2 separate regions of the Homo sapiens genome follow, and region 1 is linked to region 2. The links are chromatin loops, found by intact Hi-C in ENCODE. Cell type or tissue: PC-3. All regions are shown on one strand. Links, peaks and the distances in the headings refer to the core of each region. The heading gives the core; the rest is flanking DNA.

Region 1 (16,354 bases), core at 5,263-13,262, 320 kb before region 2:
TTTCCGTAGAGACAGAGTCTTGCTATATTGCCCCGGCTGGTCTGAAACTCCTGTGCTCAAGCAATCCTCCCACTTTGGTCTCCCAATGTGCTGAGAATACAGATGTGGGCCACCATGCCTGGCTGACACTTGGCAATGTTTGAAGATATTTTATTGTCATAATTGGGAAAGGGAAGTGCTATGGTCTGAACGTGTCCGCCTCCAAAATTCATATGTTGAAATCCTAACGCCCAAAGTGATGGAAGGTGAGTGGAGCCCTCATGAATGGGTTTAGTGCCCTCATCAAAGAGTCCCCAGAGAAAGCTCTCACCCTCTCCCACTCTTTCCACCACGGACACAGTGAGAAGGCGGCGGTCTGCAGCCCAGAAGCAGGACCTCCCCAGAACCCAACCATGCCGCACCTGGATCCTGGACTTTTCAGCCTCCAGGAATGTGAGAAAGAAATATTTGCTGTTTCTTTTTTCTTTTTTCTTTTTTTTTTTTTTTGAGACAGAGTCTTACTCTGTCACCCAGGCTGGAGTACGGTGGCCCAATCTCGGCTCACTGCAAGCTCCGCCTCCCGGGTTCACGTCATTCTCCTGCCTCAGCCTCCCGAGTAGCTGGGACTACAGGCGCCCGCCACCACGCCCAGCTAATTTTTTGTATTTTTAGTAGAGACGGGGTTTCACCGTGTTAGCCAGGATGGTCTCTATTTCCTGACCTCGTGATCCTCCCGCCTCGGCCTCCCAAAGTGCTGGGATTACAGGCGTGAGCCACTGCGCCCGGCCAATAAATATTTGCTGTTTCTAAGCCACACAGTTCATGGTATTTTGTTATATAGCAGCTCAAACGGACTAAGACAAGGATTGTTTCTGGCATCAAGTGGGTAAAGGCCAGACATGCTGCCGAACATCCTCCAAAGCACAGGACAGCCTCCCTCTCCACACACAACGAAGAATTGTCTTGTCCGGAATGCCTAAAATGCAGAGGCCGGGAAGCCCAGAGCCAGCCCATTCCCCACCTCCACCATCTTCCCCTTGAACTAGTACTTGCCCTGCATCACATCTGCTGGGTAGCAGTGTTACACGCGAGCTGCTAAACCCGGTCATGTGGTTCACGTGGAAAGAGAAGCAAAGCCAGATGGGCTTTTGCAGAGTTCCCCTTCCCTTGCCTCCCGGTTGGGTCTGGGAACCTCCAGGAATCGTGTGTTATCCTTCCCGAGTGAATGGTGCCACCTAGTGGAAATAGAGTTAACAACACCAGCAGGAGCATTTCATACACCTGGAAACCTAAAAATTAGCTGGCTTTCCACTGTTGAGAAGATTCAATGCGGATCAACGAAAGCCACCCAAATGAGGAAGGCAGAGGCTATTTATTTAGCGTTTTCTATGGCCAGACAGTCAGCCACCATCACTTGCCTTTGGCAGAGAGTCAAATATAACTGGAGACTCAAATGCTAGTGGGAAAGGCTTCTATAGGTTTCAGGTGGGCTCTAATTGGAAGATGTTGGCAGGGGGAAAGTGCAGGCAGCAGCATCTTATGTGATGGGTTTGGAGAGGATTTTTGGCTTTCTTGGCTTGGTCCTGAGTTGGAAGTGTCAGTGAGAATTAGGGCAGCAGGCAGTCATTGAGCAAATCCTGACGTTCTGGGCCTATCGCCATAGAAGGTTGGCTTGGCTCCTGCCCCGGTTGCTGCAAAGGTTGTGGGTCACAGCCTCTGAATATGCAGAGTCAATGACCATATATGACACTAGACATAGAAATGCATAGTTATATATGGCCATTGTCCCTTTGCGTATTCAGTCTCTTAATTCATTCAACATTCTAAATATATCCATCCCTCCTGTTACTAATCCTGAAACGGATTGCATAAAGTTACCCATGTGAGCAGCAGGTTGACTCCAAGCCAGCATCTGTGATTTTCAATGGTTGCCCTTATAAACTTTGATTTAGGGTTCATATGTGATAGAACTGTTTTTGTTTTGTTTTGTTTTGTTTTTTACTGCCCATGTTGCCTTCATATGTATGACATAATTCTCCTAACTGACATGGGCCTCAGTAATAATCTCTCAACTTCACCTGTGTGGGAGCTGACTCTAGCTCTTTACAATGCTACACTTTCACCACTGCCACCACCATCACCAGTCATTTGGTGGTGGTGATGGTGGTGGATGGTAACAGTGGTGGTAATGATGGTGGTGATGGTTATGGTGGGCCTATTTCTGCAGAGATTGTAGGTCGCCACCATCACCGTCACCGTTACCACCACCACTATCATTATGATCACCACCACTTTTGTCACCACCACCACCAGTCACCACCAACACCGTCACCAGCACCACTGTCACCACCACCACCACTATCACCATCACCATTATCACCATCACCACCACCACCATTACCAATATCAATGCCACCACCATTGCCACTGTCACCACCATCACTGTCACATCATCACCATCACCACCGCCACTGTTACCATCACTACCACTATTACCACCACTACCACCAACATCAACAATACCACTACCATTACCAATATCAATGCCACCACCATTACTGTCACCACTATCATCACTGTCACCACCATCACTCACCACTATCATCCCCATCACCACCACTACCACTGTCACCACCACCACGACCACCACCATTATCATCACCACCACCAATATAACCACCGCCCCATTACCAACATCAATACCACCACCATCACCATTGTCACCGCCATCACCACCACCACTGTTACCACCCACTACCATTACCTTGACCACCACCACCACCATCTTCACCACCACCACCACCATATTCACCACTACCACTATCTACAAGGTCAATGGTTCTCAAAATGTTTTCCCCAAACCAACAGCATCAGCATCATATAGTAACTGTTAGAAATGCACATTCTTGGGCCTCACCCCAGACCTACAAAAGTCAGCAATGGGGTGGGGCCAGCGCTCCAACTAATTCTGATGGATGCTAAAGTTTGAGAGCCACCATTCTAGATAAATTTCTAGGATGCCCACAAGGGCCTTATTTTCAGTCAGACCTTCCACAATGTATCCTTTAAATTTGTGAAAATTTGCTTGTCTTATGAAGTAGTCAGAGAAACAAGACGACCTTTATCTAGGTAATATCGAGGCAGAAATTCAAGGAAAAATAAATCCACTGAGCTGGTGCACACCTTAAAATAATTATCCTCCTGTATTCACCCATACTTGTCTAGTCCCCTGCATCCCGCAACATTTCTTGGCGAGCCAGCCAGGAGGAGTGGAGACGGCAGATCTACTGTCTCCTTTCCCTATGGGGCTGGAGCCCCGGGCCTGGGGAGACCTGTGACCCCAGGTGCCACCTGGAGAACTTCAGCCTAGAGGGGTGAAATCAGCTCTCCTGTGACCCAGCACCCCTACCCAGCAGCACAACAGAACCTGAGAGGGGCTACAGGACAATTCCAGAAACAGCGTGCTTCAGGAACTGCGGTAAGGTATTGGGGCCCAAGGCAGGACCCGTCTCATAAGGATAGAAGGGGAGCCTTCCCAGGGTGTAACTGGTAGTCTGACCCAGACGGGTTAGGGGCAGCAAGAACAGCTCGCCAATTTGGATGAAACTCACATCCCAACCGACACCGGATGTGAGAGTGGCTCGCTAAGTTGGTTAGGAAAAGGAAACTGGAGGCGGCAAGAGTGGCTCACCATCCCAATTAGGAACACAGGAACTGGGAATGGGGAGGTGTGTGAAAGTGTGTGAGAGATGGTTCCTGGAGAAACCAATGTGGGGAGTGATGTGGGGAGTCACAGATCTCTTAGCGTGGACTGTGTGCTCCAAGCGAAGTGTGGGGCCAACCTGGACTAGTGGCGAACCACATATGGCTAATAGGAGCTGCCCCACAGCTCAGAATTGTGGTGGGAATAAGGACCTCTCCAAAGCCAAGTGGTGTCTGAAAACTCCCATAATAGGAGAAGGTCTGGTTGGTCTGAGTCAAAAGGAAGAGTGGGTATGCTGCATCATAAAGGGAGGAAATAGGAGGAAAGTCATCAAAACCCACTCCATTGGAGTGCATGTTACAAAACTTTAAGAAAGGTTTTGCAGGGGATTATGGAGTTAAGCTGACCCCCCAAAGGTTGAGAACTCTCTGTGAACTAGAATGGACTTCTTTTGGAGTTGGATGGCCAACCGAAGGAACTACAGACGGAAATAATTGGCTGTGTATTTAGGGTGGTGACAGGGGTCGGAGGACAGCCTGGGCATCCAGATCAATTTCCTTACATTAACTCATGGTTAAATATAGTACAAACAAGACCAGCCTGGATCCAGCCCTGTTTAGTGGCTCATTGCAAAACACTTGTGGCCCAAGCTGAGCCAGAAGTGAAAGTAAGAGCAGGTTCGCCGACAGACACAGAGTTAAAGGGGAAGTCCCAGAGGGAACAAGAAAGGCCAGTTTTGCAGGAGCTGCCAGAGGGAACAGAGATTCCTCCTCCATATGTCCCAGCCTGGCCCCCTTTACTGAGGCCAACAGCCCCCCAGGAACCAAATTCAGGAGCTAGCACACCCCAAGTTTCACCCCAAAGGGAAGAATCAGAGCCTTGAGAGGCCAGGGAAGGAAATCAAGATAGTCGAGCAGGGTGTCTCAGATCTGGCTGTGCTCAAGCATGTAAATGCCTCTCAGGGAGACATGAGGACCCATTTATTATGATGACCAAGGCCAAGTCCAAGGGGGGCAACAGATTTTCATCTATGAGCCCTTTTCAACCACTAATCTCTTAAACTGGAAACACCATACTCCCTCCTATACAGAGAAGCCCCAAGCTCTTGTAGATCTGATGCAGTCCATCTTTCTGACACACAATCCAACCTGGCCAGACTGCAGGCAGCTTCTTCTCACGCTGTTTAACACTGAGGACCGCAGGAGAGTAACCCAGCAACTCTCCGCTGGCTAGAAGCCCATGCACCAGCAGATGCAGTGAATGCTCAGGCATACGCTCAGGGCCAGTTCCCAGACCAAGATCCCAACTGGGACCCAGAAGATGCGACCCAGCTTCAGCATTTGCAGAGGTACCGAAGACACTTCTGAAAGGGCTAAGAGATGGTGGAAAAAGGGCAATCAATAAGAAAAGATCTCAGGGATGCTTCAGGAAAGTGATGAGAGCCCTAGCCAGTTTTATGAAAGACTCTGAGATATACTGGCTTTTCACCCCATTTGACCCTGAGGCTCTTGAAAATCAGCGTATGGTAAATATATCATTTGTAGGACAGGCCCAGGGTGACATAAAGCGAAACCTTCAGAAACTGGAAGGTTTCGCAGGCATGAATGCCACCCAGCTTATAGAAGTAGCCACCAGGCTACTTCTATAAGTAGGAGGGTGGAGGATTACAGGTGGGATCACACCTGTAATCCCAGCACTTTGGGAGGCCGAGGCGGGCAGATCACAAGGTCAGGAGATTGAGACCATCCTGGCTAACACGGTGAAACCCTGTCTCTACTAAAAATACTCGGGAGGCTGAGGCAGGAGAATGGCGTGAACCTAGGAGGCAGAGCTTGCAGTTAGCTGAGATCGCACCACTGCACTCCAGTCTGGGCGACAGAGCGAGACTCCGTCTCAAAAAACAAACAAACAAAAAGAAGTAGCCACCAAAGTGTATGTTAACCATGACCAGGAGGCAAAGAAGGAAGCAGATCGGAGGCTTAAAAAGAAAGCCGATCTGTTGGCAACAGCCCTCATAGAGAGAGACACTAGCAATGTGAGAGGATGAGGAAGTGGACGTGGACATGGACATGGAAGAGGCCAAGACAAGGATTCAAGAGCTGACCAAGGTTAGAGAAGGATCAATGTGCACAATGCAAAAAGAAAGGACACTGGAAGGATAAATGTCCATAAGGCAATGAGGGAAATGGCCAAGGCGGAGAGACAAAGAGGCCACCGGCCAGGGGCTGCCACACCCTGGCAGAACCAGATACTGATCTGATCAGGCTGGCAGGGGCTGAAAGATATGAGGACTAGGACAGACCGCACTCCTTCTCATTGGGCCTTCAGGAGCCTATGGTCACATTAAAAGTTGGAAGCCGTTCAATGGACTTTATGGTAGATACTGGGGCTGAACACTCTGTAGTAACTCAACCCATAGGGCCACTAAAAACTATACAACTATTGTAGGGGCTACTGAAGTCTCAGAGAGGAGGCCATTCTGCCGGTCAAGGAGTTGTGTTACAGGAGGACGAGAAGTCCAGCATAAATTACTATACTTCCCAAATTGTCCAGTTCCCTTGTTAGGGAGAGACCCACTCCAAAAACTGCAAACATGGATTACTTTTGGCCCCCAGGGAGGTATAACTTTAAATCTGACTCACCCAAAGGCCATGGTGTTAACCTTTACTGTCCTGCAGGCTGAGGAGTGGAGACTTTATAAAAAGAGATTTCAGGCACCAATGCAACCTCATACACAAGAGGAAGAAAAATTATTATTTCAGTTAGTTAAAGAAATTACTGGAGTATGGGCTGAGGACAACCCACCTGGGTTAGCTGTAAATCATGCACCAGTAGTAGTAGAATTAAAACCAGGAGCAGATCCTGTTCAGGTTCATCAGTACCCAGTTACCCAAAAGGCTGTATGGGGCATCTGTAAACACTTACAGCCGCTCTATAAACAGGGGATTTTAGTCCAATGCCAGTTGCCCTGGAATACTGTACTTTTGCCAGTACAAAAGCCACTACCAGGACCAGGGTCTGATGAATATAGACCAGTGCAGGACTTGCATGCCGTAAACTGGGCCACAGTAACCATCCATCCAGTGGTACCCAACCTGTATAATTTAATGGAACTCATTTCAGCAAGTGCTACCTGGTTTACAGTCTGAGACTTAAAGGATGCTTTCCTTCATATCTGCATGGTACCAGTTAGTCAGCCTATCTTTGCATTTCAATGGGACAAAGAAGCTACCCAGCTCACCTGGACTAGGTTCCTGCAAGGGTTTAAAAACTTTCCCACAATCTTTGGGGAAGCATTGGCCTCAGACCTCAAGGCCTATACCCTGCCAAATGATAACTGTGCCTCGTTACAGTATGTAGATGACCTTCTTTTGGCGGCCCCAACCCAAGAGGACTGTTATCAGGGAACCCAAGACCTCCTCCATCTCCTATGAAAAGCAGGTTGCAAAGTACCTAAAAAGAAAGCTCAAATTTGGCCAGGTGCAGTGGCTCACGCCTGTAATCCCAGCACTTTGGGAGGCTGAGGTGGGTGGATCACGAGGTCAGGAGTTCAAGACCAGCCTGGCCAACATGGTGAAACCCCATCTCTACTAAACACACAAAAAATTAGCCAGGTGTGGTGGCAGGTGCCTGTAATCCCAGCTACTCAGGAGGCTGAGGGAGGAGAATTGCTTGAACTCAGAGGGCGGAGGTTGCAGTGAGCTGAGATCACACCACTGCACTCCAGCCTGGGCGACAGATTGAGACTCCATCTCAAAAACAAAACAAAACAAAACAAAAACCAATTTGCCATGAAGAGGTTAAATATCTAGGTTTCATAGTGAGCCAGGGGGAACGCCGGCTTGGCGATGAGCGGAAGCAAGCCATTTGTGCACTTCCAACCCCGACCACCTGACGTCAAATGAGAGAATTTTTAGGGGCAGCAGGATTCTGCTGCATCTGGATTCCAAATTTTTCACTGATGGCTAAGCCGTTATATGAAGCCACAAAGTGGGGAGAAAAAGAGCCCCTACTCTGGGAAACTAATCAGGAAATAGCATTCAAACAGATCAAGGAAGCTTTGGCCCAGTCCCCAGCCTTAGGACTACCAGACGTAACTAAGCCTTCCTTTCTATATGTTCATGAACAAAAGGGAGTGGCTATAAGGGTTCTGACTCAAGCTACAGGATCATGGCATCACCCAGTGGCATATTTATCCAAACAACTGGACTCTGCGGTGCTAGGATGGCTTGCTTTAACACATTAGCCACCTCCGTCTTGTTGGCACAAGAGGCTAGTAAACTAACTCTGGGACAGCAGCTAACCATCTGGGTGCTGCACTCAGTACAGCAGCTAAGCATCTGGGTGCTGCACTCAGTTATAACTTCGATAGACCAAAGAAGACATCACTGGTTGTCAAACCTGAGGATGACTCAGTACCAAGGGCTTCTATGTGAAAACCCTTACAGTATTTTAGAAACAGTGAACAGCTTAAACCCGGCTACTCTGCTCCCAGTGGAACCAGGAGCTCCCCTCCATGACTGTGTCAAAACAGTAGATGAGGTATTCTCTAGTTGAAAAGATCTTATGGACCAACCCCTCAGAGACCCAGATGTCGAGTACTTCACGGATGGAAGCAGTTTTGTGCTAGAAGGGGTTCAACATGCCGGGTATGCAGTGGTAACATTAGACTCAGTAGTAGAAGCTCAGTCTCTGCCTACTGGAACATCAGCTCAAAAGGCAGAATTAATAGCCCCAACAAGAGCACTGCTGCTAGCAAAAGACAAAAAGGTCAATACTGGCAGGGCGCGGTAGCTCACGCATGTAATCCCAGCAGTTTGGGAGGCCAAGGCGGGCGGATCACGAGGTCAGGAGTTCGAGACCAGCCTGGCCAACATGGCGAAAACCCGTCTCTACCAAAAATACAAAAAATTAGCTGGGCGTGATGGCAGGTGTCTGCAATCCCAGCTACTTGGGAGGCTGAGGCAGGAGAATCGCTTGAACCTGGGAGGCGGAGGTTGCAGTGAGCTGAGATCTTGCCACTGCACTCCAGTCTGGGTGATAAGAGTGAAACTCCGTCTCAAAAAAAAATAGTCAATATTTACACTGATTCTAAATACGCTTTTACTACATTGCATGTACATGGAACTATATACAAAAAGAGAGGACTTTTAACAGCTGGAGGCAAATAAATAAAGTACAAGAAAAAAATTCTACAGTTCTTAGAGGCTGCATGGGCTCCAGAAAAAGTAGTTGTAATGCACTGCAGAGGGCACCAAAAGGCAGGGATGCCAGAAGCCAAAGGAAACAGAAAGACAGGCAGAGGGGCAAAGCGGGCAGCAATGATTATGCCACATTTTAAAGAGAAAGCCTTAGCTATGCCTCTCCTCCCAGAACCTCCTCTCCAAGAGGACCCAACTTATACTCCAAATGAAAGAGCCTGGTTTGCCCAGGAAGCTGGAAAATACATTAAAGGAGGGTGGTGAAAACTCTTCGATGGAAAGTCAGCCATTCCGGAGATGTTAGCTCCTAAGTTTGTGAAACAAATTCATCAAGGAACTCATATGAAAAAAAGGGCACTAAAAATGTTATTAAAATGTCATTTATATGTGCCACGGGTCTCTGCCATCACTTGAGCTGTCTGTAAACAATATTTAACCTGTGCTCAGAACAATCTGCCACAGGGGCCCACACAGCCCCCAGGAATTCAGGAAATAGGAGCCATGCCTTGTAAAAACTTACTTACAGACTACCGAACTGCCCCGTGCTGGGGGCTATCGGTATATGCTAGTGCTTATTTGCACCTTTCCAGGATGGGTTGAGGCTTTCCCCACCAGGACAAAAAAAGCACGAGAAGTGACTAAAGCACGTTAAAAGACATTATCGGCCGGGCACCGTGGCTCACGCCTGTAATCCCAGCACTTTGGGAGACTGAGGCGGGCGGATCACAAAGTGACCATCCTGGCTAACACGGTGAAACCCTGCCTCTACTAAAAATATAAAAAAATTAGCCGGGCGTGGTGGCGGGTGCCTGTAGTCCCAGCTACTCAGGAGGCTGAGACAAGAGAATGGCGTGAACCCCAGTGAGCCGAGATCATGCCACTGCACTCCAGCCTGGGCTACAGAGCAAGACTGTCTCAAAAAAAAAAAAAAAAAAAAAGACATTATACCCAGGTTTGGACTGCCGCTAACTTTAGGATCAGACAATGGGCCGGCATTTGTAGCTGAAATAGTGCAAGATTTAACAAGACTGTTTTTTTTCTTTTCTTTTCTTTATATATATATGTATGTATATATTTATTATACTTTAAGTTCTAGGGTACATGTGCACAACTTGCAGGTTTGTTACATATGTATACATGTGCCATGTTGGTGTGCTGCACCCATTAACTCGTCATTTATATTAGGTATATCTCCTAATGCTATCCCTCCCCCCTTCCCCCACCCCACAACAGGCCCCAGTGTGTGATATTCCCCTTCCTGTGTCCAAGTGTTCTCACTGTTCAATTCCCACCTATGAGTGAGAACATGCGGTGTTTGGTTTTTGTCCTTGCAATAGTTTGCTGAGAATGATGGTTTCCAGCTTCATCCATGTCCCTACAAAGGGCATGAACTCATCATTTCTTATGGCTGCATAGTATTCCATGGTGTATATGTGCCACATTTTCTTAATCCAGTCTATCATTGATGGACATTTGGGTTGGTTCCAAGTCTTTGCTATTGTGAATAGTGCCGCAATAAACATACGTGTGCATGTGTCTTTATAGCAGCATGATTTATAGTCCTTTGGGTATATACCCAGTAATGGGATGGCTGGGTCAAATGGTATTTCTAGTTCTAGATCCCTGAGGAATCGCCACACTGACTTCCACAATGGTTGAACTAGTTTACAGTCCTATCAACAGTGTAAAAGTGTTCCTATTTCTCCACATCCTCTCCAGCACCTGTTGTTTCCTGACTTTTTAATGATCGCCATTCTAACTGGTGTGAGATGGTATCTCATTGTGGTTTTGATTTGCATTTCTCTGATGGCCAGTGATGATGAGCATTTTTTCATGTGTCTGCTGGCTGCATAAATGTCTCCTTTTGAGAAGTGTCTGCTCATATCCTTCGCCCACTTGTTGATGGGGTTGTTTGTTTTTTTCTTGTAAACTTGTTTGAATTCTTTGTAGATTCTGGATATTAGCCCTTTGTCAGATGAATAGATTGCAAAAATTTTCTCCCATTCTGTAGTTTGCCTGTTCACTCTGATGGTAGTTTCTTTTGCTGTGCAGAAGCTCTTTAGTTTAGTTAGATCCCATTTGTCAATTTTGGCTTTTTTTGCCATTGCTTTTGCTGTTTTAGACATGAAGTCCTTGCCCATGCCTATGTCCTTGCCCATGCCTATGTATTGCCTAGGTTTTCTTCTAGGGTTTTTGTGGTTTTAGGTCTAACATTTAAGTCTTTAATCCATCTTGAATTAATTTTTGTATAAGGTGTAAGGAAGGGATCCAGTTTCAGCTTTCTACATATGGCTAGCCAGTTTTCCCAGCACCATTTGTTGAATAGGGAATCCTTTCCCCATTTCTTGTATTTGTCAGGTTTGTCAAAGATCAGATAGTTGTAGATGTGTGGTATTATTTCTGAGGGCTCTGTTCTGTTCCATTGGTCTGTATCTCTGTTTTGGTTCCAGTACCATGCTGTTTTCGTTACTGTAGCAGTTTCTTCCTTGCATCGATGGTCTTACAATGTCTTTTTTTTTTTAATAGATGCAGAAAAGGCCTTTGACAAAATTCAATAGTCCTTCATGCTAAAAACTCTCAATAAATTAGGTATTGATGGGATGTATCTCAAAATAATAAGAGCTATTTATGACAAACCCACAGCCAACATCATACTGAATGGGCAAAAACTGGAAGCATTCCCTTTGAAAACTGGCACAAGACAGGGATGCCCGTCTTTGTAGTATAGTTTGAAGCCAGGTAGCATGATGCCTCCAGCTTTGTTCTTTTGGCTTAGGATTGACTTGGCAATGCGGGCTCTTTTTTGGTTCCATATGAACTTTAAAATAGTTTTTTCCAATTCTGTGAAGAAAGTCATTGGTAGCTTGATGGGGATGGCATTGAATCTATAAATTACCTTGGGCAGTATGGCCATTTTCACGATATTGAGTCTTCCTATCCATGAGCATGGAATGTTCTTCCATTTGTTTGTATCCTCTTTTATTTCATTGAGCAGTGGTTTGTAGTTCTCCTTGAAGAGGTCCTTCACATCCCTTGTAAGTTGGATTCCTAGGTGTTTTATTCTCTTTGAAGCAATTGTGAATGGGAGTTCACTCATGATTTGGTTGTCTGTCTGTTATTGGTGTATGAGAATGCTTGTGATTTTTGCACATTGATTTTGTATCCTGAGACTTTATTGAAGTTGCTTATGAGCTTAAAGAGATTTTGGGTTGAGACGATGGGGTTTTCTAGATATACAATCCTGTCATCTGCAAACAGGGACAATTTGACTTCCTCTTTTCCTAATTGAATACCCTTTATTTATTTCTTTTGCCTGATTGCCCTGGCCAGAACTTCCAACACTATGTTGAATAGAAGTGGTGAGAGAGGGCATCCCTGTCTTGTGCCAGTTTTCAAAGGGAATGCTTCCAGTTTTTGCCCATTCAGTATGATGTTGGCTGTGGGTTTGTCATAAATAGCTCTCATTATTTTGAGATACATCCCATCAATACCTAATTTATTGAGAGTTTTTAGCATGAAGGACTGTTGAATTTTGTCAAAGGCCTTTTCTGCATCTATTAAAAAAAAAAAGACATTGTAAGACCATCGATGCAAGGAAGAAACTGCATCAACTAACGAGCAAAATAATCAGCTAACATCATCATGACAGGATCAAATTCATACATAACAATATTAACCTTAAATGTAAATGGGCTAAATGCTCCAATTAAAAGACACACACCGGCAAATTGGATAGAGTCAAGACCCATCAGTGTGCTGTATTCAGGAAGCCCATCTCACGTGCAGAGACACACATAGGCTCAAAATAAAGGGATGGAGGAAGATCTACCAAGCAAATGGAAAACAAAAAAAGGCAGGGGTTGCAATCCTAGTCTCTGATAAAATGGACTTTAACCAACAAAGATCAAAAGAGACAAAGGAGGCCATTACAAATGGTAAAGGGACCAATTCAACAAGAAGAGCTAACTATCCTAAATATATATGCATCCAATACAGGAGCACCCAGATTCATAAAGCAAGTCCTTAGAGACCTACAAAGAGACTTAGACTCCCATACAGTAATAATGGGAGACTTTAACACCCCACTGTCAACATTAGACAGATCCATGAGACAGAAAGTTAACAAGGATATCCAGGAACTGAACTCAGCTCTGCACCAAGCAGACCTAATAGACATCTACAGAACTCTCCACCCCAAATCAACAGAATATACATTCTTTTCAGCACCACACCACACCTACTCCAATATTGACCACATAGTTGGAAGTAAAGCACTCCTCAGCAAATGTAAAAGAACAGAAATTATAACAAACTGTCTCTCAGACCATAGCGCAATCAAACTAGAACTCAGGATTAAGAAACTCACTCAAAATCGCTCAACTACATGGAAACTGAACAACCTGCTCCTGAATGACTGACTACTGGGTACATAACGAAATGAAGGCAGAAATAAAGATGTTCTTTGAAACCAACGAGAACAAAGACACAACATACCAGAATCTCTGGGACGCATTTAAAGCAGTGTGTAGAGGGAAATTTATAGAACTAAATGCCCACAAGAGAAAGCAGGAAAGATGTAAAATTGACACCCTAACATCACAATTAAAAGAACTAGAGAAGCAAGAGCAAACACATTCAAAAGCAACTTAAAGTATAATTAAAAAAAAGAAAAAAACACATTCAAAAGCTAGCAGAAGGCAAGAAATAACTAAGATCAGAGCAGAACTGAAGGAGATAGAGACATAAAAAACCCTTCAAAAAATCAATGAATCCAGGAGGTGGTTTTTTGAAAAGATCAACAAAATTGATAGACCGCTAGCAAGACTGTTAAAACTAAAATGGAAGTTACACACAGCCTATTGGCCACAAAGTTTAGGAAAAGTAGAACGCATGAACCGGACACTCAAGCAGCTACTGAAGAAATATTGCCAAGAAACTCATCTAAGATGGGATCAGGTCTTGCCTATGGTCCTCCTCCGAGTCAGGTGCACCCCCACCAAACAAACTGGGTATTCACCCTGTGAAATTTTGTTCGGTGGGCCTCCCCCAATCATAAGTCAAATAAAAGGTACTCTCCGGGAACTAGAGAAATTAACTTTAAGAAAGCAAATGCAGGCGTTAGAAATAGCCATGCAAGAGGTTCATGGCTGGGTACGAGAAAGAATGCCTATAAGGCTGACAGGCCCAGTACACCCCTTTAAACCTGGAGACTCTGTTTGGGTTAAAAAGTGGAATCCAACTTCTCTAGGACCCATATGGGATGGGCCCTATACTGTAATCTTGTCCACTCCCACTGCTGTTAAAGTTGCAGGTGTTTTACCTTGGATCCACCACAGTTGGCTAAAACCGGCAGCTCAGGACAAGTGGACCAGTCAGCAGGACCCAGATCACCCAACCTGGTTGATCCTGAGATGAGACCAAGCTGCTGCTAAAGATGACTGCCCTGCTCTGGTCACTCCGGAAGCTGACTACTCTACCCACGGCTGAAGCTTGAGGACTCATCAAGCAAGTAAATGTGGTTAGAAATCTTAGAGCTAGTAGCTTTCCTTGTAATACTAACTGTTTTCCTGTTGTTCTGTCGCTGTGCCCAATCTCCTCCCCCAGGTAAAGACCTCTTCTATCCTTGCTGAATATAAATATGCTGTACATTGTTTTGCTGTTGTTACCCCCCCTAACTATGCTAGAAGAAGCACCTATAGAAGGATGTCCCCACTGTACACATACTACCTGGTCAGGGAACAGTATAACTAAAACTCTATTGTGCCATACTTATTATGAGTGTACAAGGACTCGCTTAGGAACTTGTATTTATAATCAGACCTCCTACTCAATTTGTGACCCAGGAAATAACCAACCTTATGTATGTTATGACACCAAGTTTTCACCTGGTAAATGGTTTGAAATCCATGCAGGGTCAAAGGACTGTTCCCTCTTAAACCAAACCAAGGTCCCTCCCTTTTACCTAGGGCCTATTTCTCTATATTTTGATGCTTGTCAGGTAGCATACCTAGACTCACCCGTCTGTCGTAACCTACCTTTAAAAAGAGACTATAAAAATGACTACAAATATGTATGCAAGTCACCTCGTCCCCCTGGGACCCCAGAAAAAGATTGTCAGTATTGCATATCGTGGCACCCTAGCACACAACAAAGGCCAATTATGCTTACCAAAATGATGGTAAAACCAGATTGTAAAACAAAAACCTGTGATCCTATAAATTTCACCATTCTAAGGCCAAACCTACCCATGTGGACTGCAGGTTACCCCACACATGTCTACATACACACATACCCAGCAACCTACCTATATGTTATCAAAAAGGAAACCCGGACCCATCTGGCCCAGCAACAATTCTGAGTCTTTAAATCATTCTATAAGCATGTAGACTAAAAGTTACCAGAGCCTCCTCCTTTAACCAAAAACCTGTTTGCTCAGCTGGCTGAAAACATTGCTGGCAGCCTAGGCATTTCCTCATGTTATGTTTGTGGAGGAACTAACATGGGAGACCAATGGCCTTAGGAAGCAAAAAAGTTAATGCCACAAAATTATTTTACTCTGACCCTGAACTGACACCCATAAGTTCAAGCATCTGGCTCCTAAAAACTTCTATTACAGAAAGATACTCTGTTGCTCACTGGGGAAAGGCTTTTACAGACCCAGTAGGAGAACTAACCTGCTTAGGACAGCAATATTATAATGAAACACTACGGAAAACTTTGTGGCAGGGCAAAGATAACTCCAAATCACCTCATCCAAATCCATTCTCCCATTTCTCTTCTCTAAACCATACCTAGTATCGGCATAAAGCTCCAAATACCTGGCAAGCACCCTCTGGTCTCCGCTGGATCTGTGGGCCATGGGCCTACCAACAGTTGCCAGCCAAATGGACAGGGGCTTGTGTACTTGGAACAATTAGGCCATCTTTCTTCTTACTCCCACTGCAACAAGGAAAAACTTTAGGGTGTCCTGTCTATAATAAAATTTTAAACAAAACACAAAAGAAATAGAGACATAAAAAAAGACACAAAAATAGAAAATTAAAAAGACACAGATTGGCTCCCTGAAAGAATAATTCAGTACTATGGGCCAGCTAGGCACAAGATGGGTCGTTGGGATACCGTACCCCAATTTACATGCTTAACCACATCACAAGGTTGCAGGCAGTACTTAAAATCATCACTAATGAAACAGCAAACGCATTGGATTTACTGCCCAGCAAGCCACAAAAATAAAAAATGCCATCTACCAAAAGAGTTTAGCTTTAAACTACCTCCTAGCCCAGGAAGGAGAAGTATGAAAAAAGTTTAATCTAACTAATTACTGCCTAAAAATTAATAACAACGGGAAAGCTATGATGAAAATAACTGCAAAAACAAAAAAATTAGCCCATGTTCCAGTCCAAACTTGGAAGGGGTGGACTTCTAATTCCTTCTTTGAAGGCTGGTTTTCTGTCTTCGGTGGATTCAAAAC
Region 2 (16,354 bases), core at 5,111-13,110:
TCTCCTCAGGTTTATTTTCACATTTGAAGTAGGACAGTGCTGCAGAATAAACATTTATTTATTTATATGTCAGACTGATCTGACATTCATCCATTAAGCTAAACAATTTCTTCAGAGAAGCTTTTGGAGTAGGCCAGTGTCCCTTAACAGAACAGGAGATTCTTGAGGGCAGGGACCATTTGTATGTCGCCGCTGCTATATCCCCAGGGCCTAGCCGAGTAGATGCTCAGTGGTCACAGGTTGAATGAATGGATTCATTTACTCAATAATATGTGACAAGCCCAGTGTTCTGTACTGGGATATAAAGAAGAAAGACAAGGTCCCTGCCTCTCCAACAGCTGCTGGTCCCTTCGTGGCTGACGGACCAATGAACTGACAACTGCCATGCAGTGTGAAAAGCACTTTAGTAAGGTACGTCTAAGTTGTTTCAGGAACACAGAAGAGAAGTATGTAATCTAGCCTGGGTGAAAGCAGGGGGAATGAGGGAGCTCAGAGACAGTGTCCAGGAGAAGTGTTGCTTGAATTAAGTGTTTAAGGACAAGTAAAAATTATCCTGGTCAGAGGAGTAAAGTAGAAGCAATTGCATGGTCAAAAGGAAAGAGGCCAAAGGGCATGTTTGTGTATCAGTACTGTTCTAAGGCGGTGAGTCTAAGAGGTGCCCTGGGGGTGTGTACTTTGTGTGTGTGTGTGTGTGTGTGTGTGTGTGTGTGTGTGTGTGTGTGTGTGTGTGTTAGGCTGGAAAGGTTAACTGGTGCTTATTCACTTCCCTCCCATGGTTCTTCCAAAGACCCGCCACCCTATTTTCAAATAATGGGCTGAAACAGAATGTTTAACCCCTGTCTCCTCCATTCCCACCCATTCTCCTAAATCATCTGATTGTCCTTGATGCTGGTATCTACCTGGTCATGACTCCTTTTCTTTCCTCTCCCTATGTGGGTGTGACCTTCTCATTTGCATGGATCACAATCCTTGGTGCAGGGACCATCTCTGAATCAGCTCCAAGGTCACCCCAGAAGGGCGAGAGTCCTTCACATCACAAATGGCTATTTTTTTCCCCCTACAGAATCATTTAGTTCATTAACTTACTTTTCTATTTTTCTTTGCATTCAAAGGCACAATCTAAATATTCATATCTTAGTTTTATCTTTGGGAAAAGCCAGGAAGTGTACCACACAGCTAAGGCAATGGAACAGTGGAATACAACTGGGTTCCAGTAAATCCACTATCACTAGTAAGGTGTATAACTTTGGAAAAAAAAATTTTTTTTGAGATGAAGTCTCGCTCTGTCACCCAGACTGAAGTGCAGTGGCATGATCTCTGCTCACTGCAACCTCCACCTCCCCAGTTCAAGCGATTCTCCTGCCTCAGCCTCCTGAGTAGCTGGGATTAGAGGTGTGCGCCACCACACCCAGCTAATTTTGTTGTATTTTTAGTACAGACAGGGTTTCACCATGTTAATCAGGCTGGTCTCAAACTCCTGACCTTATGATCCGCCCACCTTGGCCTCCCAGAGTGCTAGAATTACAGGTGTGAGACACTACGCCTGGCCAAAAGTGGTTTTCTTATATTTAAAGCAAGAGTTGGACTTGTACTAGGTGCTAAGATATTACTCGGTTTGAATTCTTGACAGGCAAAGAGAAAATATTCTGCTTTATAAACAGGATGGGGGGAGGCAAATAGTACTAGGTCCTAAGATATTATTCTGTCTGAATTCTTGACAGGCAAAGAGAAAATATTCTGCTTTATAAACAAGATGAGGGGAGGGAAATTGTTGATACTGAGCAGAAACAGTAGATATTCCAAGTCACTTTCTCTCTGTCTCTCTCTGTCTGTCTCTCTCACATATACACATGTGCACACTGGATGGAAACAATTCAGTTCGAAGAAATCAGCTTAATAGAAGCCCAGCAGTGGGTGTAAGGTTAGCATTCTCCATAAATGTTTTCATAGTTGTACAGTTGTAATTAAGTTCTGCTTGAGAAAATTGGTTCTCACGGTGCAACCTGAGAACTTCCTTCGTGGCTTCTTCAACTCCAAAGCTTGAGTGGGTCTCTGTGTTCTACAAGTGGCCAATTTAATTTTTCATTCTAAGGTCCAAAGCACCTATGATACCACTGAGATGTGGTGTCACCTACCTGACCTCTCACTAATATGTGGTAGAAATTGGTGATCTGTATTTTTCAAAGGAAAAATAAGTACAAAATCTTTTTATATTTAGGTTGTTGAAGAATATCTTTTCATCTAAAGGAGATCTAATTACATTGTTTTTCTTCAAGGGGCTAGTTGGTTCTGCATCTCCAGTATTGTGTGTGCGTGCATATGTGTGTGTACCTGTCTCAAATAAAGTAACAATTCCAGTTTGGCAACCCCCTAATTGCAGGGATTGCTAAAAAGATTATTATGCATGTTATTGCAGAGAACTCAGCACCCTATAAAGTCATGTGGCAGGAACTAGGGCATGTCTCAATTTACCACATTAATATTGCAATAAACCAACACCTCTCTGTAAACATCAGGGTAAGGAGGACTACCTAGAGGCTGGCTTTGTAGGGTCTTCTAAAGAATTTTTTTTTTTTCAGGAAGATGGAGAAATCACAGTAGTTTCATTAATACATATTTTGTTCTTTGGCTTTTCTCCTTTTATTCCTTATTTTAATTTCTCTTTTATTCTAATTAGAAAAGTAATACATGATGACTATAGAAAGTTTTTTTTGTTTTTGTTTTTTTGTTTTTGTTTGTTTGTTTGTTTGTTTGTTTTTTGAGATGGAGTCCCACTCTGTCACCCAGGCTGGAGTGCAGTGGTACCATCTCAACTCACTGCAACCTCTGCCTCCTGGGTTCAAGTGATTCTCGTGCGTGTCACCACACCCGGCTAATTTTTGTATTTTTAGTAGAGACAGGGTTTCACCATGTTGGCCAGCTGGTCTCAAACTCCTGAACTCAAGTGATCCACCCACCTCGGCCTCCCAAAGTGTTGGGATTACAGATGTGAGCCACCGCATCTGGCCAGAAAGTTTTAAAAGTGCAGAAAAGTATAAAGAAGCAGAAATTAAATAAGTTGATATCCCATCTCCCAGTTAGAAACACTGCTAACCTTTGGAAACACTTTCTTCCAGTCTGTTTCCCCCTGCATTATAAAAAAGTTATGCCCTGCTTTTTACACGTAATATTATACAATATACATTTTTCTTATTTAAAAAATTATTATGCCTATCATTTCAAATGGCTAACTAGTGTTTTACTTATGAAATTTGTCTAAACAGACCCCAAGTGTTAGATGTTAAGTTAACGTCAAACTTTTCACTTGCATAAAAATGCTGCATTGGCTGGGTACAGTGGCTCATGCCTGTAATCCCAGCAATTTGGGAGGCCGAGGTGGGCGGATCATGAGGTCAGGAGTTCGAGACCTGCCTGACCAACATGGTGAAACCCCATCTCTACTAAAAAATACAAAAATTAGCGGGGCGTGGTGGCACGCACCTGTAATCCCAGCTACTCAGGAGGCTGAGACAGGAGAATCACTTGGACCCGGGAGGTGGAGGTTGCAGTGAGCCGAGATCATGCCACTGCACTCCAGTCTGGGCGACAGAGTGACTCTGTCTCAAAAAAAAAAAGAATGCTGCATTGATTATCTTAATATTAAAATATTTGTGCCTCCTTCGAGTCATTTCTTTAGTACAGATTATTAAAACTGAAATTAGGCCAGGCGTGGTAGCTCATGCCTGTAATCCCAGCACTTTGGGAGGCCGAGGCGGGTGGATCACTTGAGGTCAGGAGTTCAAGACCAGCCTGGCCAAATGATGAAACCCTGTCTCTACTAAAAATACAAAAATTGGCTGGGTGTGATGGCATGCACCTGTAGTCCCAGCTACTCAGGAGGCTGAGGCAGGAGAACCACTTGAACCTGGGAGGCAGAGGTTGCAGTGAGCCGAGATAGTGCCACTGCACTCCAGCCTGGGCAACAGAGTGAGACTGTGTCTCAAATAAATAAATAAATAAACCCAAACAAACAAATAAACAACCCCCGCCCCGAAATTACAGGATCAGAAAGTAGAACATTTTAAATAATTTCAAGTGTCTTTTTAAATAATTTCAAGTGTCAAACAATATACCCATGTAACAAACCTGTGCCCATACCCCCTATGAATCTAAAAAAAATCAAAGTTTTATTTTAGAATTAGGGGGTACATGTACAGGTTTGTTACATGGGTATATTGCATGACACTGAGGTTTGGGGATGTGAATGATCCTGTCACCGAGGAAGGGAGCATAATACTGAATAGGTAGTTTTTCAGGTGTTCCCCTCTTCCCCTCTCCCCAACTTCTAGAAGTCCCCACCGTCTATTATTTCCATCTTTATGTCCATGTGTGCCCAATGCTCTCACTTATAAGTGAGAACATGCAGTATTTGGTTTTCTGTTCTTGCGTTAAATCACATAGGATGATGGCTTCTAGCTTCATGCATGTTGCTACAAAGGACATAATTTTGTTCTTTTTTATGGCTGCCTAGCATTCCATGGTATACATGTACCATATTTTCTTTATGCAAACCATCATTGATGGGCACCTAGGTTGATTCCATGTCTTTGCTATTGCAAGTAGTGTTGCAATAAACCTATGAGTACATATGTCTTTTGGGTAGAATTATTTATTTTCCTTTGTATATATACCCAGTAATGGGATTGCTGGATACAATGGTAGTTCTGTTTTAGGATCTTTGAGAAATCTCCAAACTGCTTTCCACAGTGGCTGATCTAATTACATTCCCACCAGCAGTGTATAAGGGTTTCTCTTTTTTTCTGCAGCCTCACCAGTATCTGTTACTTTTTGGACCTTTTAGTAATTGCCATTTTGACTTGTGTGAGATGGTATCTCACTGTGGTCTTGATTCACATTTCTCTGATCATTAGTGATGCTGAGCATTTTTTCACGTTTGTTGACTGCTTGTATGTCTTCTTTTGAGAACTGTCCATGTCTTTTGCCCATTTTTTAATGGGGTTGCTCGTTTTTTGCTTGTTGAATTGTGCAAGTTCCTTATAGATTCTAGACATTAGTCCTTTGTCAGATGCATAGTTTGAGGATATTTTCTCACATTCTGTAGGTTGCTTGTTTACCCTGTTGATAGTTTTGCTGTGCAGAAGCTCTTCAGTTTAATTAGTTCCCATTTGTCAGTTTTTTTGGTCAGTTTTTTTTGTCAGTTTTTGTTTTGATGCAATTGCAAAGCCTCTTTAAACACATTACGAAATTGCTATTAAGAAAGGACATATTAGTTTTTATTCCTACCACCAGCAGTACATGAAAGAAACTGTTTCAGTACACCTTCAGTTTGGGGCATTCACATTTTAATACATCTTTGTTACATTGGCAGGTAGGCAAAGTATTATATATTTGTAGTTTTAATTATGTTATTTGATCATTAGTGAAGTTGATCATTTAATCACATATGCATTGTGTATTCATATTCTTTGTCCATTACTATTGAGAATTTAGAATTGTTTTTAATTTTACTCATTTGTATGAGCTTATTTAGTACTTAGTCCCTAATGTTTGTTTTCCTATTTCCCTCAAATGATTGCTTATATTTCAAACCTACACATATCTTTTTGATACACAGAAGTTTAAATATTTGCTGCAGTCCATCTTTTCAATCTTTTGTTTTCTTTTATTATTATTAATATTTTTTGAGACGGAGTCTTGCCCTGTCACCCAGGCTGGAGTGCAGTGGTGCGATCTCGGCTCACTGCAACCTCCGCCTCATGGGTTCAAGTGATTCTCCTGCCTCAGCCTCCCAAGTAGCTGGGATTACAGGCATGTGCCACCAAGCCCAGCTAATTTTTTGTTACAAATACAAAATAAATACAAAAAATACAAAATACAAAAAAAAAATACAAAAAAATACAAAATACAAAAAAATGTAAATTTTTGTATTTTTAGTAGAGAGTTTCACCGTGTTAGCTATGATGGTCTTGATCTCCTGACCTCATGATCTGCCTGCCTCGGCCTCCCAAAGTGCTGGGATTACAGGCGTGAGCCACCACGCCCAGCCTCTTTTATTATTTTTAACCTTGAAAGGTTATCTCCAGTCCTGAGATTTAATAAAGTTTTTCTCCATCTTTTGCTGTATATACATACATTATTTAAAATGTAACACACACACACCCCTACACATACACCTCACACCTACACATACACCTGAAAGTCAGAGGGTATACCAATCAACTTAAAGAAAGCAAAGGTAGTGATTCACCAAGAAGTTAAAGCTGTCCTTTATTAAGAACCAGTTGGACCGCAAATTTCAATAAGAGCATTTGAAAGAAAAACTTGTTACCATGGATGGGTGGCTTATTATGAAGAGTTGGGGATGACAAAGAGGAGGCTGCTAGAGAATCCTTTTCCTGACTGCATTTTCACATTGAACTTGAGGCCTCCTCATGTTCTCCACTCTTCTTTTTTCTGAGGCCTCCTCATGTTCTCCACTCTCTTCTCTTTTTTTCTGAGTTTCTAGAAGAAATGTATGTGTAGCAACCTTGGATCCAAGGAATGATGACTTAAAGGAGCTGTGGGTTGTAGAATACGAAGTTCCTCATTTTCAAAAAAACTGAGAGCAACTAAAAGCTTAGAGAACTGAAAGAAATGGTCTGGGAATGCCCGGGAGTCTCTTACCATCTTTTCCTGTGATAACAGAAGCAGGTTGTTAAACAGAAAACTTGAGTCTAAGGGTATGGAAGGTGGTCTCTGTAGTTGTGAAGCCAGAGGGAGAGGAAGTTGGAAGTTTCCCTTTTGACATGAAATAAAGGATATCATAATTAGATTACACATCATACAATTTGAAATTCAACATGAGAAAGGTAAATATTTATACTTAATAAAATTTTATCTATACTGTGGACCTGTTTATTTTTATTTTACCCCTGTGGATTATTTAAACATTTGTTTTGGTGACCAGTTTAGCAAGGACATTTCTTAAAAACTGAAATTGTAACGTATGTCCTCATAATCATTCTTACTTGGAAAATGCCTAACTGACGGGTCTCTTAGCTACTGCCTAGGTTTCATTCTTTAACCTATCTGAACAGCAGGTATAGTGACTAAGAGGAACTGCTTAGTTTGTGAAGAACTGGCTTTGTAAACTCAGCTTTATAAAGTGACCACAAATTTCACAAGTCAACATGTGTGTCCTGTTTGAGCTCACTTGTCAAGGGTTGTTATAAAACTTGGGGTTTGGTTCTGCATCTTCAAGGGACTGTGGGCAAAACACCAGCTCTTGGAATACCAATTTCTTTAACTGTAATATTGGGGCTTTGGCTAAATCACTAAGGTCCCACCTAGCTCTAAAACTTGAATTTTAAAAAATCCTGCAATTAGGAAAAATCTAACAAACATAACTTTTCTTGTTCTTCTTTTTTACCTATATAAAAATGACATTTTAGGAGAGTCATAGGAAGCAGCCCAGAACTTTTTAGCTAATCAGGAATACTAGAAAGACAAATTTATGTTATTCCTTTAAGTAACTCTTAATCGAGTAGGCTGTCTCTAACTTTACTATGTTGGTTCTCTTTTTTAGATGGATTTTTCTGTTTTCTTTGTTTATAACAAATCTTGATACAATATGTACCTCATAACAATGTTTCTGTCAGTGATGGACCACATATAATGACAGCTTCTAACACCCAGTGACATCCCAGCTGTCCTAACATGGTAGCACAATATATTACTTTTTCTATGTTTAGCTACATAAATATTTATCACTGTGTTACAGTTGTTTACAGTTTTCATCACAGTAACATGTTATACACATTTGTAGCCTAGGAGCGATAGGGTACACCATACAGCCTAGGTGTGCAGTAAGCTATACTATCTAGATTTGTGTAAGTACACTCTGTGATGTTTGTACAACTACAAAATTGCCTAACGACACAGTTCTCAGAACATATACCCATTGTTAAGCAATGCATGACTGTTTTTGTTTGTTTGTTTTTTATTTTTATCTTTTGGAGATGAGTCTTGATGTGTTGCCCAGGCTGGAGTGCAGTGGCGTGATCTCAGCTCACTGCAACCTCAGCCTTCTGGGTTCAAGCAATTCTCGTGCCTCAGCCCCCTCAGTAGCTAGGACTACAGGTGCACGCTGCCATGACCAGCTAATTTGTTGTATTTTAGTAGAGACGGGGTTTCACCGTGTTGCCTAGGCTGGTCTTGAACACCTGAGCCCAGGCAGTCTGCCCGCCTTGGCCTCCCAAAGTGCTAGGATTACAGGTGTGAGTTACCACGCCCAGCCAATATGACTTTATATAAGAAATATCTATCATATTCAATTAAATTCAAATATTTTAATAAAGAATTAAAACATTGCAAAGAATAAAAACATACATACTAGAATATCTTCCTACGGTAAATTGTTACTAGGCAAAGAAACTGGCCATGATTAAGGCACTACTGCCACCTGATGGCACATAGACTAATTACAGGAAAAGTATCATGAAAAGTCAGCTTTTTGAATGAGTGAAATTAAAAAGTGATGATAAATTTTTAGCCTTTTTTTTTTTTTTTTAAGACAGAGTCTCACTGTCTCCCAGTCTGGAGTGCAGTAGTGCGATCTAGGCTCACTGCAGGCTCCACCTCCCGGGTTCAAGCCATTTCTCCTGCCTCAGCCTCCCAAGTAGCTGGGATTACAGGGAACCGCTACCACACCCAGGTAATTTTTGTATTTTTAGTACAGACAGTGTTTCCTATGTTGGCCAGGCTAGTATCAAACTCCTAGCCGCAAGAGATCCGCCCACCTCTTCCTCCCAAAGTGCTGGGATTACAGGTGTGAGCCACTGCACTCGGCCAAATTTTTAGTCTTAAATGGTCCTCCAAAATTTATGTTTAAGAAGGCATCTGGCTGGGCGAGGTCCCTTGGCCTCATTTAATCCTCATGGCTACCCTATAAGGAAGGTACTATTATCAGCTTCATGTTACACACAAGGTAACTGAAGAACACAGAAGATGAGTAAATTACCCAATGTCATAATTGGTAGAGCTAGGATTCAAATCTAGTCTGCTTGGATTTAAAATCTGCTCTTAACCACTATACTCTACCACTTCTTTGTTGTCCATCACTTGAATAAAATTTATTTAACAAAGTACTCATTTCTGAGTACTTAGGTAGTTTCTAAGTTATTATTTTAAATAATAATGTGATGATCGTTCTTGTGGCTAAATTTTTGTAAACAGATATCATTCTACTCTTAGACTAAATTCTGAGAAGTAAAATTGAGCATCAAGTGAACTTCACATATTTAAAGTTCGTTATCTAATTGCCTTGTGTCAGAAAGTAAGGAAATGCTCAAAGAAAGGACGTGTACCAATCAATACTTCCAGAAGCAGATCTATGTTATTCTTTGTTTTTAAATCGACTTTCAAATTGCAAATGTCATACATTCTTATAAAACATTCAAACAACTCTAAATCTACTTTTTGTGTATCCTAAGATTCAGCAACAAAGTAAATACATTGTGATTAATGGGAGTCATGTGTCCCAGTGTTAAATATATTAGTTATAAATAGGGAAAGTGGAAGGCTAAAGTGAACCAGTGGTATTGGATTAGAATCGAAGGTATGGGTATGAATTTATGGGTTTTTTTAAACATATTTACATAAATATGGTATAGAAATAAATTTAAGTGTGTGTGTGTGTGTGTGTGTGTGTGTGTGTGTGTGGTGGGGGAACGTATGTATGCATTTGTGTATATATTTCCTAACCCTGTTAAGAAGGCCTAAAAGCAGACTGGGCGTGATGGCTCATGCCTGTAATCCCAGCACTTTGGGAGGCCGAGGTGGCAGATCTCTTGAGGTCAGGAGTTCAAGACCAGCCTGGCCTACATGGGGAAACACCGTCTCTACTAAAAATACAAAAATTAGGTGGGCATGGTGGCGTGCACCTGTAATCCCAGCTACTCGGAAGGCTGAGGCACGAGAATCGCTTGAACCCAAGAGGCGGAGGTTGCAGTGAGCCGAGATCCTGCCACTGGACACCAGCCTGGTGACAGAGCTAGATTCTGTCTCAAAAAAAAAAAAAAAAAAGGTCCGGCATGGTGGCTCACACCTGTAATCCCAGCACTTCAGGAGGCCAAGGTGGGCGGATCACTTGAGGTCAGGAGTTCAAGACCAGCCTGGCCAACATGGGGAAATCGTGTTTATTCAGGAAGCTGAGGCTGGAGAACAGCTTGAACCCACGAGGTAGAGGTTGCAGTGAGACAAGGTCATGCCAGTGCACTCCAGACTGGGACAGAGCAAGACTCTGTCAAAAAGAGAAAAAAAAAAAGGCCTAAAAGAATGAAAGCCAGTAGCAATTAACTTCCAAGTGCCATTCTTCATTAAAAAGAACCAAATATCCTTGGAGAAATGGCAGACTGCAAGGTTGGGGCTGTGAAAGTACAAAATGAGTGTAGAGCAGGGGTTCCAACCTCCAGGCCACAGACTGGTACTGTGCAAGGAATCTAGGTTGCCTGCTCTTTGTGAGAATCTGATGCCTGATTATTACAATGTGATAAAAATAAAAATAAAGTACACAATAAGTGTAATGCACTTGAATCATTCTGAAACCATCCTCCACCCCCCGGGTCCATGGAAAAATTGTCTCCCACAAAACAAGTCCCCAGTGCCAAAAAGGTTGAGGACCAAAAACCAGTCCCTGGTGCCAAAAAAGTTGGAGTGCACAATAAATGTAATGCACTTGAATCATTCCAAAACCATCCTTCACCCCTGGGTCCACGGAAAAACTGTCTTCCACGAAACCAGTCCCTGGTGCCAAAAGGGTTGAGGACCGCTGGTGTAGAGCATCTTTGTGTCAGAAAGTAAGGAAGTGCTCAAAGACAGAGGGGACATGTCTAAAGGATGTGGGAGCCAGCTCCACCGGGTCCCCCACTGGCCAAATCTGGGGCAATTTTGTGTATCAAAATACATGATGAGGATAAAGAATCCATAGCAATATGGATTCTACATCACAATAAATAATTCTGCATCAAAGTAAATAATGAGGATAAAGAATCCATACTGACATGAATGAATGAAAGAATGAATGAATGGGGAAAAGGGAAAGCTTTCTTTGATAGTAAAATTCCAACTAATTAATGTAGAAGGAATGATGGAATCAGAAAATCACCACTTCAAAGGGAAAAGTAGCAAATTAACAGCAGAAAAACTTGGCAGACATCCCTTTAACCAGTGTTCAAAGTATTTTTTGTTCTTTTTTTTTTTTTTTATGAGGCAGGGGTCTTGCTATGTTGCCTAAGCTGGTCTGTAACTCTTGGGCTCAAGGAATCCTCCTGCGTCAGCCTTTGAGTAGCTGGGATTACAGGTGCATGCCACCTTGCCAGCCAGTAGTGTTGAAAGTTTAACATCAGTTGTAATGGGATATCATGTGCCTCCTGACGTGAAACATTGAGAATACAACAACAGTTCTGTGAATTTATTGCCAAAAATGGTAACCTGACTTGAATCATGAAGAAATATCAGACAAACCCAAATTGAAGGACACAAATATCTGGACTGTATTAATCAGAAATATCAAGGTCATGAAAAACAAGGAAAGACTAAGTAAGAAACTGTTTCTAATTAGAGGAGACTAAAGAAACCTGACAACTACATTCGATTCACTACTTGGGATTTTCTTTTTCTATAAAAGTCATTATTGGGGCAGTTAGTGAAATTTAAATATGTTCTATAGATTAGCTAATAGTGTCTTATCAGTGTTAATGTCTTAATTATCCTGATTTTAGTATTATCCTATGGTTATGTAACAGAATGTGTTTAGAGAATACATGGTGAAGTATTTAGAGATAAGGGGGATCATATCTGCAACTTACCCTCAAACAGTTTTTAAAATTTACACACACACACATACACACACACACGCACACATGCAGAGATTGCAGAGGGGAAAAAAACAGAAAGAGGGAAAGATAAAACATCCATTACAAATGTGACAGATGTTAACTTTTGGGGAATCTAGGTAGAGGTTACAAAGTAATTCCTTGTACTATTTTTTTTTTTCCTCCCAAGACAGAGTCTTGCTCTGTCATCCGGGCTGGAGTGCAGCGATGCGATCTGGGCTCACTGCAACCTCTGCCTCCCGGGTTCAAGCAGTTCTCCTGCCTCAGCCTCCTGAGTAGCTGGGATTACAGGCGCGTGCCACCATGCCCAGCTAATTTTTGTATTTTTAGTAGAGACAGATTTTCACCATGTTGGCCAGGCTGGTCTCAAAGTCCTGACTTCGTGATCCGCCTGTGTCAGCCTTCCAAAGTGCTGGGACTACAGGCATGAGCCACTGCAGCTGGCCTCCTCACAGTATTTTCGTAACGTAGTATAAGTCTGAAATTTTGTCAAAATAAAAATTTAACAAAATTTAAACAATATAAAAGTATCTGTTTAAAAAAGGGAAAGGGATTTCAAAGTGATTTCTTATTCTTCTTTCATTCTTTCCTCAGATCTTATCACAATGAATAATTTGGTGAGTAGCTTTCTAAATTTTTGCTATGCATATACAAAGACATGTATACGTATGTGTCTCCATGTTTGTTCCTGTACAATTTCTAGTAGGTTCATACTCCACTATACAATAGAATATTTTGCTGCTTTTCTTTTTTTGATGGAGTCTCACTCTGCCGCCCAGGCTGGAGCGCAGTGGCGCAATCTTGGCTCACTGCAACCTCTGCCTCCCAGAGTTCAAGCGATTCTCCTCCCTCAGCCTTCCAAGTAGCTGGGATTACAGGTGCCCACCACCATGCCTGGCTGATTTTTGCATTTTTAATAGACATGGGGTTTCATCATGTTGGCCAGGCTGGTCTCAAACTCCTGACCTCAGGTGTTCTGCCCGCCTTGGCCTCCCAAAGTGCTGGGATTACAGGCGTGAGCCACCATGCCTGGCCCGCTGCTTGATTTGTAAAATGCTATATTACTGACATTTTCCCATGTCAGTACATATACATATACCTCTGTTTTTTTATATATAACTAATGTAGTTCTATAATATCTAGGGTATGGATGTAGTATGACTCATATACTAATTTTCCCATTGATGAACATGTAGATTGCTTTCTTTTTCTATAAAAAACTGCAACTAATGGCCAGACACTGTGGCTCACACCTGTAATCCCAGCACTTTGGGAGGCCAAGGCGGGCAGATCATGAGGTCAAGAGATTGAGAGCATCCTGGTCAACATGGTGAAACCCTGTCTCTACTAAAAATACAAAAATTAGCTGGACCTGGTGGTGTGGGCCTGTAGTCCCAGCCACTTGGGAGGCTGAGGCAGGAGAATCACTTGAACCAACAAGACGGAGGTTGCAGTGAACTGAGATCACGCCACTTCACTCCAGCCTGGTGACAGAGTGAGACTCTGTCTCAAAAAAACAAAAAACAAAAAACTGCAACTGACATTTTTGTGCATTTGCCTCTATTTTCTGTGGTATAGATGTGGAATTCCTCAGTCAAAGGGTATTCATATTTAACCTATTGATAAATATTGCAAGGACTATTGCACTGTAGAAAGCACAAAGTGCAGCTAAATAGCTTCTCTTAATGACCACTGGGAGAAGCATATGTTAGCAACAAGTGTGAATAATGCTAAGTCAAATTTGTGGGTCATTTGGATGAGTCTTATGGTCCATGAGCTGCTTACAGCTGTGCATTGCTTGCTGGTCACCACAGAGCAGTGACAATCAGCCATGTGTGCATTGCTATCAGCACAGAGAAGGGAGAGTTGCCCTTGTATATTACTTGCAAACTATGTGTTATCTCATGCAGGCTGGTACATGATTACAGTCTCCCAAGAGTTAATTGTTAACTGGAGGGGTTATGCTAACTCTGTTAAGTGCCCATTATTACCTACATGTTTTCTGTTGTGTTTATTTTAAGAATGCAGACAGCTATTAATTATTGCGACAGTTGGATCACTATTTAACTTCTACTTTACTTTCTTCTCCTTACTATTTTCTCATCTTTTAGTCACAATTGATGTAGTAATATCAGTTATATATCTGTAAGAAAATATCAGAGGTACTGAGAAAGGCTTACTATAAATGAATAAATATAATAGTTTATTTTATTATTCCACCCACAATCCCTCCTAAAAATATCTGTTTTATCCAGTAGTCTGGCTTTTCATCTGCAATGAATATGTCATGTTTTGTGAAAGGGGTGTATGTGTGAGGGAAAGGGGGCAGAAATAGTTATCCCAATCCAATGTATACTCAGAGATTGTTTCCAGGCCAACAGAAGTGCTTTTGAATTATTGCTGTAAATTAGCATATTAAAAATAGAATAGTTTTTAAAATATAGCAGGTTAAAATCTTTAGGCAGCATAAGGTTTATTATTATGTGACTTTAAAACAATGGAAGGAAAGATGAAAAGATAGTTTTCAAGTAATATGTATTGAGTTTCTCTTCCAAGTCTTGGGCCGGGTGCTAAAGAACACAGATGAACAAGGACATCAATGTTCTTTGTCCTTGAATAACACACTTTTGTGGGACACAGACAAATGAGCACGTAGTTATGATATGAAGGCTGTGTAATATTGACATATACTGGATGTAGGTGTAAAATATCAAGGGAGCAGAGAAGAAGAAATAATTAGTTTTGACTGAGGGTATCAGAAAAATTTCAATGGATATATGATCTTTGGGGTGGCCCTTGAAGGATGAGTAGGAGCTCTAGGTTGGTAAGACATAATGGAAGACATTTCAGGCAAAGAGAATAATGAATTGCACGAGTGAAGGCAGAAAGGCTTTTGGATTCCTTATACACCTGTGACCTCTAAGAACTCTGAAAGTTAATGCAAATCCTAGGCCAGTGCTTCTCACACTTTCTGTGTATACAAACCATCTGGAGCACAGTAATATTCAGGTTCTGATTCAGAAGGCCTGGAGCGAGCCTGTCATTCTGCATTTCTAACAAGATCCCAGGGGCCTGGGGACCACACTTTGAGCAGAAAGGCTCTAAGCACTGTAAACTGTTGTGTGTTTCAGCCAGGCCTGCTACTTGGTGTAGCCTAGAAACAAGATGGAGATCACACATTTGTCTTTTGCCACGAGAAAATTTATAGCAAGTATCTAAAGGCCCTCTTTTTGAGACTGTGATATTTCAGAAACAGATTCTGCATTGTACCTGCACCAGCCCAGGTATAAATAGAGTGACTCATCCTGGAGGCCACTTGTCCAGATGACATGGGAGCAAGCACTACAGGAAAGGTGAGGGAAAGGTCCTGGCAGGCCAGGCTAGTTCCTGTGCATCCAGGGCAATGGTGAAATCCTTAGTGTGAGGGGACTGTGGCAGGAGGTGGGAAGAAAGCCAGACACGTAGTATTTTCACAAGATTTAAATTGGTTGGGGCTCCTTCAGAATAATAATAATAATTAGAAAAACATAACACCAATCACCCCTTTGAGTTTTTTTTGATGATGCTTTCTCAGGTATTTAATTTTTAGTGAGAAAATAGCTACATCACTTGGAATGGTTTGTTTTAAATTCAAAACTTTTTTTTCCTTAAAAAAACCATTTAAAAAATCATAGAAATAGGCACTTGTCCTTTGCAGAACACTTGACAAAAAACAAAAAACAAAACAAAACAAAAAACCCACAACATTTTGGGGTGGTCATAGTTCAGTAGATGATTTGGACTCATTTCCTCTTCTTTCTATTGTCCATACATCACCCAGTTGCCTACCCTCCTTGGGGTGTTGGCGCCAGTGAGGGTTTGGTAATATGGCAAACTGTTATCTGCAGTTGGAGAAGAGCTGGGGGGGCCCGCTTGTTGTGCTAGAGACAAATTGTGATCTCAAAATGAGGTCACTGAGCTTTTCTTCACTTTCATCTTCCCTGATATTTATGCTGATTGTGAAATGGAATAGGAGACTTCTTAAGATTAATGAAGGAGGGGGAGAGATTAGGTGATTATTTTTCACAAGAAAGATCATTGTGGACATGCCTTCTTTTCCCTAATAAAATTTACAACCTATACAGATAGCTTGAAGCAGACCACATGGCTACAATTTAGCACCCAGGGATTGGAATGGGCTTACTACCTCTATCCCAAAACATCCCCACATAAAGACTGTTGCAGAAACAAGAGATCATGCTAGATCATATTAGAGGGATAAACAATTATCAACACCAAGGACTCACGAAGGATAAATTAAGACAGATGTCTGAGCTTGTTGGAGAGAATGATAAAACCAGAGGCTGAAGGAGACTAGGTGATGAGGACACCACAATGCAAAGTCAATGCATCTTTGATATATTCCCAAGCACAAAGTAAGAGCCCAGGTCATCTGGATGCCTGCATCTTGGGGCTTAGTAAATAAGCAGCTTGGAACCAGA

Evidence for each region. Hi-C counts contacts between places; a loop is a spot of excess contacts. Peaks named below come from ENCODE experiments on the same cell type or tissue, not always from the same donor. Only the 100,000 strongest peaks of a DNase experiment are listed, where the experiment ranks them.
Region 1: it touches region 2 in a loop (9-fold over the local background); 6 of 110 quality-filtered maps call a loop at or near these places.

What each region holds. Positions count from the first base shown.
Region 1 is chr7:140,652,385-140,668,738 of GRCh38, forward strand. LOC105375535 (a long non-coding RNA gene) reads left to right here. Exons shown (of 6, transcript XR_928047.3): 4 at 10-245; 5 at 3,205-3,457; 6 at 14,189-14,244. Among named protein-coding and RNA genes, the nearest start is that of ADCK2, 12 kb to the right of the region's middle. In PC-3, for the core only: a CTCF peak has its summit at 8,924 (motif pointing right); no DNase peak of the experiment used is centred there.
Region 2 is chr7:140,975,562-140,991,915 of GRCh38, forward strand. LOC105375536 (a long non-coding RNA gene) reads left to right here. Exons shown (of 5, transcript XR_002956518.2): 4 at 12,468-12,490. LOC107986720 (a long non-coding RNA gene) reads right to left here. Exons shown (of 3, transcript XR_001744994.2): 2 at 6,664-6,777; 3 at 6,465-6,557. Among named protein-coding and RNA genes, the nearest start is that of MRPS33, 31 kb to the right of the region's middle. In PC-3, for the core only: a CTCF peak has its summit at 8,461; no DNase peak of the experiment used is centred there.